Linked DNA regions of Homo sapiens: regions 1, 2 and 3 are each linked to region 4. The links are chromatin contacts, found by Hi-C in ENCODE. All regions are on one chromosome and are shown on one strand. Each heading gives the region's core, a stretch centred on a gene start or an enhancer-like site at or near the end of the contact. The rest is flanking DNA. Distances are from core to core; before and after follow the strand shown.

Region 1 (3,585 bases), core at 879-3,378, 1.4 Mb before region 4:
GATGGATGGATGATTAGATGCATGATAAAATATAGTGAAATGTTAGTTATAGAATCTAGTTGGTGGTTATATGGGTATTCACTACAAAGTTCTTTCAACTTTTCCAGATGTTGGAAAATTTCATAATGAAATGTTGAGCTAAAATAAACGCTGGAAATTTTGATACAACTTTTAGATAAAAATTTCACCCTATCTGGACATTTCTACTGTCCAGGGATCTGTTTGTAAAGGAGCAGGACCCAAAAACATTACACAGAAATCATACCAATGTCTTAACACTCTACAGAGCAGAATGTACTGAGATAAATTGTTCTCCAGAGTACACAAATCTGTGGGTATCTGGATCATGTTAAGTCCCAAATAATTCAGAAATATGTGACACAACTCTATGTATACGTACACATGTCAAAATAGCATGCAAAAGTTATATTTTATATATATCACGTAGGGCTTTACCATCCCTCAGTTATCAATGAATTAAAAATACTAAGTTCCAAGAACCTTTTAACAAAGAATATTTTTAGAAAGATTACCTTTATCTGGTTTATATAATACAAGACCTTAACTTTACTATTAAAATAAAAATATGCTCTAAAATGCATTATTAATTCCAGGGTGTAAACGGGAACTGAGTTTCAAAATCACTAACCAAATACAGAACCTCCTGGAGAAACTGAAAATACAAGTTTCTGGAAATTTTGTGTCCAACACAAAAATTTTAGGAGGCAAACCTGTTTGATGCAATTTATATACCTGAGGCTGAGAAAAGCTGTTCAGTGGCCTAAAGTCCAAGCATGAATTCCCCCCATTATCCAAGTTCTTATCTAAAGGGTTGTCAATAGAACTTATTAGGATTGCCACCAAATTACATTCTGCCATCTCTCAGGTACACTGGACGATGTTTTAAATCAAGTTATCTATTGACAAAAGAATAAAAAAGAACAGAACAGAACATCCTTCAAAAGACTAAAGGACATAAGGTGCACTGAAAAATAAATTACTAGCTTTTTTGAAACCAAAGAATGTCTACTACTTCATGAATATCCACAAATCACAGCGATAAAGGAAGATTGAGTGATGTCAGCAGTTCTGATTTCCTCCATCCTCAACCACATTAACCTTTCTCATCCTTGTAACAGATGAGTATACAAAGATAACGCATGGGAAGGCAAGTAACTGGTCTCGGAGGCTAACCCATCCCTCTTACTCCACCTCCTGTGAGACATCTGACTACGACATGCCACATACACATTTTTCTTCACCTGGACAATAAGTTCCTTGAAGGCAAACCCTGTGTTCTCTGGAACCTGCTCACATTTTCCCAGTGGTCTACACAGTGTATGTACCCCGAGTCACACTAACAAATGGACACAAGTGAGTTCTGCGGAAGTAGTGGAAGGTTTCAGAGACACTTGGGTCCTATACATTAGTGTTAGAAGTTACTCCTTTCCGCTCTGTGTCTCCATTTCCCCCTTCTGAACAAAAAGAAAAATTTCTGGACACCAGTGGATTTGCATTTCGAGTTATCAACGGCCTAGCAAACACCGGGGGTGGGAGACAAGCTCTGATTAACAGAAGGACCAGAACCTCCGGAGACAGGCCCAGCCTGCTGAGCCTAAGCGCCAGGGAACCGGCGGGACAGCATCAGTTCCGAGGTCCGCAGCCTGGGACCCGCACCACCACCACGAAGTTCTCGCAGAGCAAAAACGCCGGGCCGTCTCAGGGGCAGGTCCCAGCAAACGAGGGAGTCCAGCTGGTTGGGGGGTGGTGCGGAAGCGGGCACGACGACAGATGGACTGGAGTCAGCTCCATCGGATCTCCAGGAGACCGGGCACAGGAGGCCACACTGCTCCCCGAGCCCGGAGCAAAAGCACTCTGCCCTAGACCCTCAGGGCGGGGCTCCTCCGGCCCCTGCCCCAGGCCCGCCGACAAGGAGAGACGGTGAGGCTCGGACCCCAGGAGTTCGGGTCCTGGCTCGGATCTTACCATGGTGAGGGCGGTGGTGGGGCGCGCCCGCACTCCGGCTCCACTGGGGATAGGGGTAGGGTCTGGGGAACGGGAGCACCAGCAGCTCTGGACCTGCTGCCCCCTTGACAGGAACCGCTGCCGCTTCGCCTCTTGCCAAGATGGCGGCCCCAAGCCACGTCTTCAACCGGAAGCGGCGCAGGTCAAAGGGCGGGGGGGGGGGCGGGGCCTGTGGGCTGGGGAAATTGAGGGTACCCCGCTCCGGTTACGATTAAGCCCAGGAGGTGTAGGGGGCGTTCACCCTCCAGCTGTGGAACCTCGTATCTCTCCCCTTTCACTGTCATCGCCTTCATTTATTTTGCGTCACATCTTACAGTTTAACAAGCCGCTGGCACAGCCACTATTATTTAATATACAGGATAACCTGTGTGCCTAAAAGACCAGTATCCGGAATATATAAAGAACTTTTTTTTTTTTTTTTTGAGATGGAGTCTCACTCTGTCGCCCAGGCTGGAGTGCAATGGCGTGATCTCGGCTCACTGCAACCTCCACTTCCCAGGTTCAAGCGATTCTTCTGCCTCAGCCTCCGGAGTAGCTGGGATTACAGGCACGCGCCACACCACGCTCGGCTGTTTTTTGTATTTTTAGTTGAGACGGGGTTTCACCATGTCGGCCAGGCTAGCCTCAAACTTCTGACCCCAAGTGATCCGCCCGCCTCAGCCTCCCAATGTTGGGATTACAGGCGTCAGCCACCGCGCCTGGCCTAAGAACTCTTATAACTCAGCAATAAAAAGACAAATACAGTATTCCTGTCTAAAAATGGGCTTCATCTGCAAAATGGAGGGAGTAGAAAACACAAAATTAAAATGAGCAAAAGATTTGAATAGATATGTGTCCAAAGAAGATATATAAATGGCTAATATGCACATTAAGAAATGTTGAATATCCTTAGGGAAATGGAAATCAGACCCGTGGTGAGACGTCATTTCACACTCACTAGGATGGCTATCATAATAATTGTTGGTGAGGATGAATGTAAAATAGTGCAGCCACGTTGGAAAAGAGTTTGGCAGTTCCTCAAAAAGTTAAACAAAATTACCACATGACTGAGCAATTCCACTCATAGGTACATACCCAGGAGAACTGAATATATGTCAACACAAAAATGTGTACTCTAATGTTCATAGCAGCATTATTCATAGTAGCCAAAAAGTGGAGACAATCCAAACAAATCCATTCATCAATAGATGTGGCATATATATGCAATGGAATATTATTTAGTCACAAAAAGGAATAAAGTACTGACATGCTACAATATGGATGAACCTTGAGAATATTATGTGAAAAAAGACGGATACAATGGGGCACTCATATATGATTCCATTAATACGAAAGATCCAGAATAGAAGAAAATCCACAGAGACAGAAACTAGCTTAGTGATTTCCAGGGGCTCAGGAAGGGTAGGAATAGAGAGTGACAGTTAATTAGTGTAAGATTTATTTCTGGAATAATTAAAACATTCTGGAATTAAGCCAGGCATGGTGGCATGATCCTAGAGTCCCAGCTACTTGGGAGGCTGAGTTGGGAGGATGGCTTGAGACCAGGGGTTAAAGGTCAGC
Region 2 (3,405 bases), core at 373-2,872, 1.2 Mb before region 4:
TACCGCCGCAGGGCCATCTCTTTTGATTTATATAAAATTGTAGAGCTCTATGACAGGTATCTTAACAATCTTAGTAAAGTAAAAGATTTTCTTGCAAGCTTATGAAATTATTTGGGAAAATGTGTAAAATGTTTCACTAGTAGGCTGTGAGGTTCTGCAGGACAGCCTTCAATAACTCATAGTTTGGCTGGTGATGGAGGGAAGGGAGGAGAGAATGGATAAATTACCCGGCTGGCGCTGTGGCTCACACCTGTAACTCTGGCACTTTAGGAGACCGAGGCGGGAGGATCCCTTGAGCCCAGGAGTTAAGAGACTAGCCTGGGCAACATGGTGAAATCCCGTCTCTTAAAACATACAAAAATTAGCTGGGTGTGGTGGTGCGTGCCTGTGATCCCAGCTACTCAGGAGGCTGAGGTGGGAGGATCGCTTGAGCCTAGGAGGTGGAGGCTGCAGTGAGCTGTGATCTGCACTGCACTCCAGCCTGGGCGACAGAGTGAGTCCCTGTCTTCTAGGAAAAAAAAAAAAAAAAAAGAAAGAAAGAAAAAGAAAATACCCAAACCAAACTCAAACACAGCAAAATAGGCTAGAAAGTATTACATTTTTTTTGAAGTTCTGCTTTCTATTCACATTTCATAAACGTAGGCAAAAGTTAAGAGATCCGACCTTCAGTCACTTACTGGAATACAGCACATCTAGGAAAAACTTACGTCAATTTAGCTTATCTCACTTCAGGAATAAAATGAATAGCTTGCCACTGAGAAGACAACTGAAATATTTACTGGCCAAATAAACTAGTACTCAGAGGCTGTGATTATTCAGGGTTGTTGTGAAATACAGCGGTCTACCAGTGAGGCTCTTCAAGCTGAAAAAATTCCACGAATGCTAAGCTTCGTAACAAAGATTATTGTTTATACGGATCCCGTCCTATGCTTCTCGGGGCATGGATACTCATCCATGAAGTCCATTTCCACCTAAAATTTCCCTCGGATTAAAGCGGAAGTATCTTAGAATCCGTCTAGGACAGAAAGCAAAGTCAACGTTCAAAAAAGCTCACCCATCCTTAAACATTTCTGTTGACTTCCAAATACTCCACTGAGAACAACACCACATGTAATGAGGCCGAATTGATTTACTTTCACGTTTCTGCCCTTCCTTTTCTTAGCTCTCCTAACAGAACCATCCCCTCTAGATCCCTGCTCTTAGCGATCTCAGGGGGCGTAATGGTTGCAGCTGCCGGGCAACGCCGGGCTTCCTTCACACTACCTCTCTTCCCAGTCGTGGTTAGAATTCAGGAACTTCTAGGTTGTGTAGAGAACCCAATCTGCAGGTCAGACGAGTGGAAGGCTAGAAAAGAGTCGCCAACCTGCTTCCTGCTCCCTCCACCTGCAGGCCATCCCGCCCCGGCACCCGCAGGCCCCTCGGGTCTTCGCAGCCCGCTTCTTCCTCTCAGGCCATCGCAGGCCTCCCTGCCGCCCGTGTGCCCGCCTCGGCGGTCTCACATCGCGCTCACCGTTCACCAGCGCCGGGGTCTTCTCCACAAGGTTACGGACAAATTGGGCCATGGTTCTGGAATGGAGAGTCCGTCGCCCCGAACCGCCGGCTGAATGTCACCCGCCGGAAGGACCCGCTGCAGGACCCCGTCCCACTTCCAAGGTCAGGCCGCCTCTTTTCGCGCCGGTCGAAGATACTTAAATGTCCAAAGATCTTTGCAGAATCCAGCCTGTCAATTTAATTTTTCAACATGGAAGAGAAAGTGGATATGAAAAGATGGTATTAGAGAGCATGTGAAGAACAGTAGGATTCCGCAGAGAAGCAGGCATTTTGTGGGGCAGCCACTCGTAGAGGTCCGGAAAACCGGCAAGGAGCGGAAATGCGCATGCGCCCTGAACCTGCAGTGCTTTTCTTGGCGCCGACCTCCGCTATTTTGCGTAGGGTGCTTTCGCCGCGATTCTGAGAACCTTTGAAGTCAGTACTGGAGAAGGATTCGCTGAGATTCTTCTAGTCCAACACGATCGTTGTACAGAGGTAGAGAGGGTCCAAGGCCAAACATATAAAGTTAGGGGCCGAGCAATCACCACACAGGCTGTCACCAGGCTCAACCCATAGCCCTTTTTATTTGAGACAGTCTCGCTCTGTCGCCCAGGCTGAAGTGCAGTGGCACGACTTCGGCTCACTGCAACCTCTGTCCCCCGGGTTCCAGCGATTGTTGTGCCTCAGTCTCCCTAGTAGATGGGACTACAGGCGCCCGCCACCACGCCTGGCTAATTTTTGTACTTTTAGTAGAGACGGTGTTTCACCATGTTGGCCAGGCTGGTCTCGAACTCCTAGCTTCAAGTGATCCACCCGCCTTGGTGCTGGGATTACAGGCGTGAATCACCGCGCCTGGCCCCATAGCCCTTTTAAAGTTGATTTTTTGTAATCCCAATCTCCCCAAAGTGCTGTATCACGATTGGAATCCATTTCCCCTAATTCCCTAGTTAACCACAAGGAGCTGTGCAGATGTGAGGAAAAAATCACCTGTATTGAACGCCCACACTATGCCAGGCATTTTGGAATTTAAAGAAAGCCTGTAAGGCATTGTCCCCATTGAGACTGGGCTTGAAAAATGGCCACACAGTTTGGAAGTGGCAGAGTTGAGATCTGAAGTTGCAATGTATACTCAGAGAGGGGGCATTCCATCAGATTAGGCATGGTGCTGATTTCAGCATACTTCCTAGAAAAGATCCTTGAGCCGATGTGTAAGAGAACAGCTGTATACTACAGAGGGCTGAAACTTCATAGTTTAATATGAGGAGGAAAAGATGTATGTAGGGAAGTGGCATTTGATGAGAGGAACAGAACTATAAGTAATGTAACCTGGGGAAGTCTGAGCAGAAGTAAATCTCCGATTTTTGGAATGGTTAGAGAGATGGAAAGAAAAATTAGAAGTGTAATCAAGGAACTAAGAACTTTTCAATGAAGGAGTGATTCTGCTGCCCTAGATACTGCAGAAAAGTCAAATTAAGGATGGGAAAGTTAATTTAGCAATATGGCAATCTTTAACTAACTAGCGCCTTTTCAAAAAATTAGGATAGAATCCAGGGTGAATGGTGAAGAAATATGGCTGTAAAGGATTACAAGTCAGAAAACCAAAGGGGGATGTGGAACTCAGGGGAGAAATTGAAGACAGAGAAGAGGCAGTCATTTATTTATTTAGAGATGGGGTCTTGCCACATTGCCCAGGCTGGCCTGAAACTCCTGGCCTCAAGAGATCATCCCACTTCAGCCTCTTGCTTAGCTCTGGGATTACAGGCACAGGCCATCCTGCCTGATAAAAAGGGATATTGACAAGAGCCCTGATGAGGCAGGAAAAGAGAACTAGCCAGGGATCTATGGGGCCTTTTCCACAGATGTGATTATGGGAGA
Region 3 (3,351 bases), core at 18-2,517, 1.4 Mb before region 4:
GCACATTAAGGATGACAGAGGCGTTGGCTGATCGGCCACTTCTGGGGTCCTGCAGAGAGCAGTTGAGCTCATGCTGGGCCCGATGGGCAGTGACAGTGAAGGTGCTGGTGCCTCCAGAGAAGGCCTCCCCTCCCACGCTCAGCAGTCTTGAGGTGCTGGCCTCCTGCAGCTGTCCATCCAGATACCAGGCCAATCTGGGGGTGCCAGGCCCCCCTGCCACCCGGCAGGTGAAGGCGTGGCGTTCATTCTCCCGAAGTGCCCGCTCAGCCCAGGTCTGACCATCTATTTGTGGCTCCAACTCCCCCCAACCTGGAACACAGCAGGAGGCCTCTGGGAAGGGCTCAGGCACGGTTGGTACTGTGCTGTGACCAGGAATTGGCCCAGTGAGAAGAGCAGCAGGCCAAAGGAAAGGGCACCTGAGTCCTCTCACCAGGGACTGGCTGGTTGGACCTAGGGTAGGTGGGTGAAGGGGACAGGGACTCCAGGGCTTGGGGCCTGGAGTGGGTACCCAAACAGAAGTGCAGACAGGGGAGAGAGGGGGCTTTGGAACCCAGAAGGACTTGGTCAACGACTGAACAGGGGTGTACCTGAGCTCAGAAGGGCTGGCAGGAGCAGCAGTGTGTGCCGGAGGGCGGCTGGGCCTGGAGGCAGCGCCATGGTGGCCCGGGCCTAGGCCCTAGGCTGCTGAGAGAAGGGGGCGGGCCTGTCAGCCAGGTGACAGCAGGCAGGCCTAGCAATTGCTCCAGGAATTTACTCTCCAGAAACAAAAAGAACCATGTACGGAAACGCAAATGTAGACCAGCCCCCAGTGGCGAAGGCACGGACACGAACGGCAAAGCCCAAAGGCACAGACCCACCCAGCAGACACATGGACATCCTGCAGGCGCAGAAGCGAGCACTGACTCCAGGCTACAATACAAAGAGGCACACACCCGCAGATACGCAGAAGCAACGAGCATCCGTGCAACCACACCTTGCACACACGCACACTCACACACATACTCCACGCGCCCCTCCCCCAAAGGGATCGCCTTTCTCCTAATCCTATTCTCTCTCCTGCCCTGTTCCCATCCTCTCTCCTGCCCTGTTCTCTCTCCCATCCCTCGCCCTACGCCCCCTTTCCTGATGTTGGTGGCTCCGGTGGATGTCGGCGGAAGAGGAGAGGGTCGGAGGGTGGGGTCGCCGAGCATCCCGCCCCCGCCCCCCGCCACCGGGGCGGCTCACCTGGCTCCCTCCCCGAGCGCCGCCGGAGCAACTGCTCAGGTCTGATGAGCACCGCAGTCCGCTGCAGGGGCGGGGGCTGCGCCAGGCGGGGCCAATCGATGCCCGACCACGGGCCCGAGGGGCCCTTACCCGGCAGGTGGGCGGCCGCGGCTCACCACCCCCCGGCTGGTCCCCAGCCCGCGCCGAGTACCCCCGAGTGCCCTTCTCTCCGGGCGCGGGCAGGACGCAGGAGCAGGCGGAGTCGGTGAGGCCCGACGGCTTTATTGGTTCAGGGCCCAGTCCCGTCCCCTCGCCCGCGGACGCCCGGGTCCGCGGCGCTCAGCGGCTGTCACGGGGGCGGCGCAGCTGCCCCATCATGTCGGCCAGCATGCGGTTGCACAGCGCGGCGTAGGGGTTGAGCAGCACCAGCTGGCGCCGCGCGAAGGGGCTGCCCAGCCGTGCCGCCCTCTCGAAGTCCCTGCGGGCGTCGTCGTCTCGGCCCTGCAGCCGCGCCAGGAGTCCGCGCTGCACAAAGCTCTGGCGGGCGGCGCGGCCCCGGCCGCCGCTCAGCTCCACCGCGCGTTCCAGATCCTCCAGGGCGCCTGCGGGACCGACGAGACGGGCGGGGCGGGGGTCAGCGGAGGCCAGGGCGGCCTTGCCCGAGCCCCAGCCCACCTGCGGCCGCGCGGATCACCGTGGTTCTTGCGGCTCCCGGGCGTGGCCATTTACAACCCGCCTCGCACCTGCTAGAGGTACGGATCGTTATTCCCATTACACAGATGAAGACTGTGGAAGAGTTAAGCTCTACAGCCAAGCCACTTAGTGGCAGAGCTGGGACTGAAGTCCAGGTCTCGCCTTGTTCCTATTATTTTCCACCGCTAATACACGAAAACATGAACGTTGCAGGATTCTGAATGGCCACTATGTTTATGAGTCTGGCCCACTGCCCGGGCAAGTAGCAGCCAATTTATTCCACACCTGTTATTAAGCATCCACTATGTGCCAGGTGACTGACTCTGAATGTCAGGGTTCAAAAAATAATATTAACCGCACAATCATTTCTTACAAGTACAATCAAGACAGTTTCTCATTGTTTTCCTTTTGAGGGCCGTTTTCTCTTTTCCATTGCTTTCTTTAGAACACCTTCTCTCTCCCCTGTATCCTGGACTGATTGCCTTTCATCATTCTTTGGTTATCTCCATGTATCTAATTTCCTTGGTCCTGGAGCCAGAGCTGGCCTGCACCATTTTTATTGTTATTATTCTCATAAAATACTTGGGTTGGGCCTCAGAACTCTGAACTCAGAACTTCAGGCAGCCAGCCACCTTCTTAAAGTCCACCAGGCTGGCTTCTTTCGGGCTCTGCTTCAATTCACTCATGTTCTCTAGTCCCCCAAAGAGCCTGAGCCTCCGGAGAAGCGCTCAGAATGCAGTACTCCTTGGTTTCCCTCGGAGGAGCTGGTCTGGAGGAATCTCCAGTTGGAATCACCACTGCATCTCTCTGGGGTTTTGGTCTGCAGGCTGTCTCCAGTGATCTGGGGCAGATAAGCCTGGATAAGGGGCTCCTGGGAGGTTCCCATTGTTCCTGGAGTGGACTCAAAACTCCCTAGCCTGGCATTGCTGGTTCTGGGAGCACCTGTGTCACCACTGCTCCTAACAGTCAAGTAGTACTAGGTTTCCGTGGTTTATACCTTCACATTAGCCTCATCTTTGGTCCCCAGCATGGTCCCATTGTCTTCACTTAATTAGAATAACCTGAATGCAGCAGGAGTTTTGGACCTCTACAGACTGTACCTTCTCCACCCACCAACTAACTCCCACTCATCCTTCAAAACTCGCCCTTCAGGAACAGGTCCCACGCTGACCCCTCTCGAACTTGTTTTGCTGGTCTCAGAATTATGTGTCTGCCCTGCCTCCTGGACTGGGAGCTTTTCGAGGAGCAGTATCATGTGGGGATTAAGAGCACACACTCGAGCCCTACCACCTGGTTGACATCCCAGCTCTGCTGCTGCCTGACTGTATGATAGTGGGCAAGTTACTTAGCCTCTTCATGCTTCAGTTTCTTCATCTATAAACTGGGGATAACAATAGTACATACTTTTTAGGGTTGTTGTGAGGATTGATTTACTAGTTTGTATGTAAAGTGATT
Region 4 (3,175 bases), core at 364-2,863:
ATGGGAAAAAAGGAAGAAAGGACTCTAAGCAGAAAGAGATCAAACTTCAGAGAACCAGGCACTGGGGGCAGATCCTGGCCTGCCACAGAAACCAAACCACTCCCCGTTCTGAAAAAAAATCAGATTCCCCATTCTCAACTCCATTGCTTCTCAGTAAACGGCAGTCATGGAGAGAGAGCAAGAGACCCGGGCACGAGACCACACAGCCAGGTTGCAAGAATTCTCCCAATCTCAGCTCTGCCTGGGGTCTAGACTTCCCACACTAGCTGTGTCTATTTCAACTCAGGGACTCACAGCTGGTGAAGAAACCAAAGAGAAGTCAGGGTGAAGTGGATTTTTCACAGTGGACAAATTCCCCTTCTCTTCCCACCCAACTTGCAGTTGGCCTTATAAAACCTCTGTCACCCTCAATTTACAAGGCCAGCTGGCTCTCCCAGGCAGGAAGAGGGCTGGGAAGCCCTGCATTCATCTCCCTGGGGAGTCTGAGATGTAACTTGCCTGCACAGAGCTTTTCAGTTCTGGGCCAGTCTCATTCCCCTGAGGTTTTCTGGGCAAGCCCAGTAATAAGCCTGTTTCCTCTCCCACCGAGACCCCACAGAGCTGTCAGATTCTGGGGTTTAGGGTAGAGAGCAAGCCATGTGTGCTCAGACCACAACTGATGGAAGAATGGGGGCGGAAGAGAAGATGGGAATGAGCCAACTTCAAAAACTGCCCAGCTGGAGCTTCAGAGAAACATTGGTGGCAAAGGAAGGAGGACTGGTCAAGAGGCTCCAGTGTGGTTCTGGGAACTGGGAACCTAGCAGGACAGCTCGTTCCTGGGGCCTCCCAAAAGGGTAGCGGGGCGGCAGAATCGCCTAGCCCTCGTCGGCTTCCCCACTCGCCTCTGGCCCCTAAGCCCCCAGCCCTCACCCTGTTGCGGGTCACAGTATGGTTGAAGGTGTAGATGTTGACCAGCTCGCTGTTGACCTCGTCCACGTAGGTGCGCTCAAACTCGGCGTCTTTCTGCGAGACGTTCTTGGGCCCCAGAACCCCCAGATGGCTCTCGACCGAGGCCACCAAGAGCACCAAGAAGGGCAAGCCCAGAGCGAACATGGCCCCGGCAGGGCGGCAGTGGCAGCGGTGGTGGCGGCGGCGGCGGCGACAGGAGACAGGACACCTCCGGGACGGGTTGCGGCTGCGGCCGCAGCTTCCAGCATCTCACCAGGACCAGAACTTTAACCCCGGCCTGAGATTAGGAAATGTCCCCTCCCAAGAGCCCCGAAGAGGCTCCCAGGGTCCCCGCAGGGGAGGGGGCGGCCGGGAGGGGGCGGGGAGGGAGGGGATGCTGGCTACGGGAAGGGGTCCCAGCTCGCGAGGGGCTGAGTACGACCTGAGACCCTGGAGCCCCGGGCCAGGGCCGTGAGAAGGAGGGCGGCTGGTTGCCGGGAGCCTGGAGACGCCGGGAAAGGGGAGGGAGGAAGAGCCGGCGGCGGGGGCTGGCCGCGGAGGAAGGCGAGTCGCAGAGTGAGGGGCGTGATAGGTGGTAGCTACCCGACGCCGTGCTGGGCTGCGAGTTTTCCGAGGTGCGGGCCCTTTAAGGGCGGGCGGACGCGCCGTCCCGACGCACGAACACTGAAAAGTGAGCTGCGCCGCTGGGCGATAAACAGCAGGGCTGCTGGCCCGCCCGCTGACGTCAGGGGAAACTGACACAGATTTAAAGGACCAGGTCCCGCATTTGCCCTTAAAGGGGCTGCAGCTGTCTAGCTGAAGGGGAAAGCTTGCAATGCCTTCTCCAACTCCTACCCAACTCTCTCCCGTGATTTTCACCATCTCTGAAACTCACGTTGGAATAGGCAGATGTTTCTGTTAACAATCTCCAAGTGTTGGGTTCTTGCTGAACAACTCTTACATTTGCTCAAACATAAGGATTCCCCCACCCCCACCACCACCTTTACAACTAACATCGTCCAACCCTGGGCCACTTTTTCTCCGGGGATCTTAAAAAATGAAAAACTCGAAGGATTAGGAAACAGGACGGTGGCCCTACCGGCGGAGGGGAAACGGAGGCAGCACTGCAGGAGGAATCCCCATGCCTTTCCCACCTCCCTCTAGAGGGGCCACACAACTGCAGGGACGGCCTTCCGAGCTTTCCAAGCTTGCCGGGCTGTTTCCCCTCTTCTCTCAGAGACAGTTACAAAACTCATTGAAAGATACTGACCTTCAGTGTAAATTGGTGAAAACTTTTCTACAAAATATTTTGGCACTGTTTCAAGAAACTTAGAGAGCTTTATACCCTTTGATCCAGTAATTCCACTTCTGGACTCTATCCTAAGGAAATAGGAAGCACAGATAAAAATACCTGGGCAGCTACGCTTATCACTGTGATATTTATAATATAAAGCAAAAAGGAAATGACTTGGATATCCATAATGAGGGATTGGTTAAATGCACTATCATGAAGGCATCAAAAATGATGCTTAAGACTTCACAGGACACGTAAGCAGAGAATTCAGGATATGACACTAAATAAACAGTATATAGAGCCAGGTGCCGTGGCTCACACGTGTAATCCCAACACTTTGGGAGGCCAAGACAGGTAGATCACTTGAGGTCAGGAGTTCGAGACCAGCCATGGCCAACATGGTGAACCCCATCTCTACTATAAAAATACAAAATTAGTGGGGCGTGGTGACGCGTGCCTGTAATCCCAGCTACTGGGGAGGCTGAAGCAGGAGAATCGCTTAACTCTACCAGGCGGAGGTTGCAGTGAGCTGAGATCATGCTCCTGCACTCCAGCCTGGGCTGCAACAGAGCAAGACTCTGTCTCAAAAATAAATAAGTAAATAAAACCGTATATATTCCAAATGCATATAGACATGCATAGAAAAATAGAAAAAAATTGTACTAAACATTTAGCAATGTCTCCAGAAAGCAGGGCAAATTTTAAAAATAAAATTTAGCAGTAGTTATCTTTGAATTACAATTTTAAAAATAACACATATTGTATATCATTTTCCTTTAATTCTAAAAATATAGAGTAGTACCAAAAAATAAAAAATAATGGATTGTGAGTGGTTCTTAAATTTTATTTTTTATATTTAAAAAGATTTACAAATGTTCTACAATGTATATATATTTATATATTGCTTTTTTATCTGCCGGGGGGTGGAGACAGGGTCTCGCTCTGTTGCCCAGG

What was found. Hi-C counts contacts between places; a loop is a spot of excess contacts on that map. Pooled maps may share reads with other maps.
Region 1: a loop to region 4 is called in a pooled map, with 10 times the contacts of the local background. The contact joins the promoter of ARCN1 here to the promoter of SIDT2 in region 4. A Hi-C loop is called at or near these places in 5 of 50 pooled maps.
Region 2: a loop to region 4 is called in a pooled map, with 8 times the contacts of the local background. The contact joins the promoter of ATP5MG here to the promoter of SIDT2 in region 4. A Hi-C loop is called at or near these places in 4 of 50 pooled maps.
Region 3: a loop to region 4 is called in a pooled map, with 11 times the contacts of the local background. The contact joins the promoter of TMEM25 here to the promoter of SIDT2 in region 4. A Hi-C loop is called at or near these places in 6 of 50 pooled maps.

Annotation. Positions count from the first base shown.
Region 1 is chr11:118,570,952-118,574,536 of GRCh38, reverse strand. It overlaps ARCN1 (archain 1 coat protein complex I subunit delta), which reads right to left and starts at 2,128. Exons shown (of 10, transcript NM_001655.5): 1 at 1,987-2,128. The coding sequence starts at 1,989. It also overlaps a transcript of IFT46 not described here. RefSeq lists enhancers at 1,747-1,826, 2,337-2,466.
Region 2 is chr11:118,399,823-118,403,227 of GRCh38, reverse strand. It overlaps ATP5MG (ATP synthase membrane subunit g), which reads right to left and starts at 1,622. Exons shown (of 3, transcript NM_006476.5): 1 at 1,511-1,622. The coding sequence starts at 1,562. All of the region lies in intron 3 of LOC100131626 (a long non-coding RNA gene), which reads left to right. RefSeq lists enhancers at 1-439, 898-1,761, 1,882-1,961.
Region 3 is chr11:118,529,108-118,532,458 of GRCh38, reverse strand. TMEM25 (transmembrane protein 25) reads right to left here and starts at 1,267. Exons shown (of 9, transcript NM_032780.4): 1 at 1,225-1,267; 2 at 588-684; 3 at 1-309. The coding sequence starts at 657. TTC36 (tetratricopeptide repeat domain 36) reads right to left here. Exons shown (of 3, transcript NM_001080441.4): 3 at 1,466-1,805. The coding sequence ends at 1,543. It overlaps TTC36-AS1 (TTC36 and KMT2A antisense RNA 1), which reads left to right and starts at 1,684. Exons shown (of 3, transcript NR_120574.1): 1 at 1,684-1,955. RefSeq lists silencers at 1,020-1,119, 1,150-1,589, 1,710-1,989, 2,511-2,805.
Region 4 is chr11:117,177,181-117,180,355 of GRCh38, reverse strand. SIDT2 (SID1 transmembrane family member 2) reads right to left here and starts at 1,613. Exons shown (of 26, transcript NM_001040455.2): 1 at 910-1,613. The coding sequence starts at 1,092. It also overlaps a transcript of PAFAH1B2 not described here. RefSeq lists an enhancer at 255-324 and a silencer at 1,305-1,514.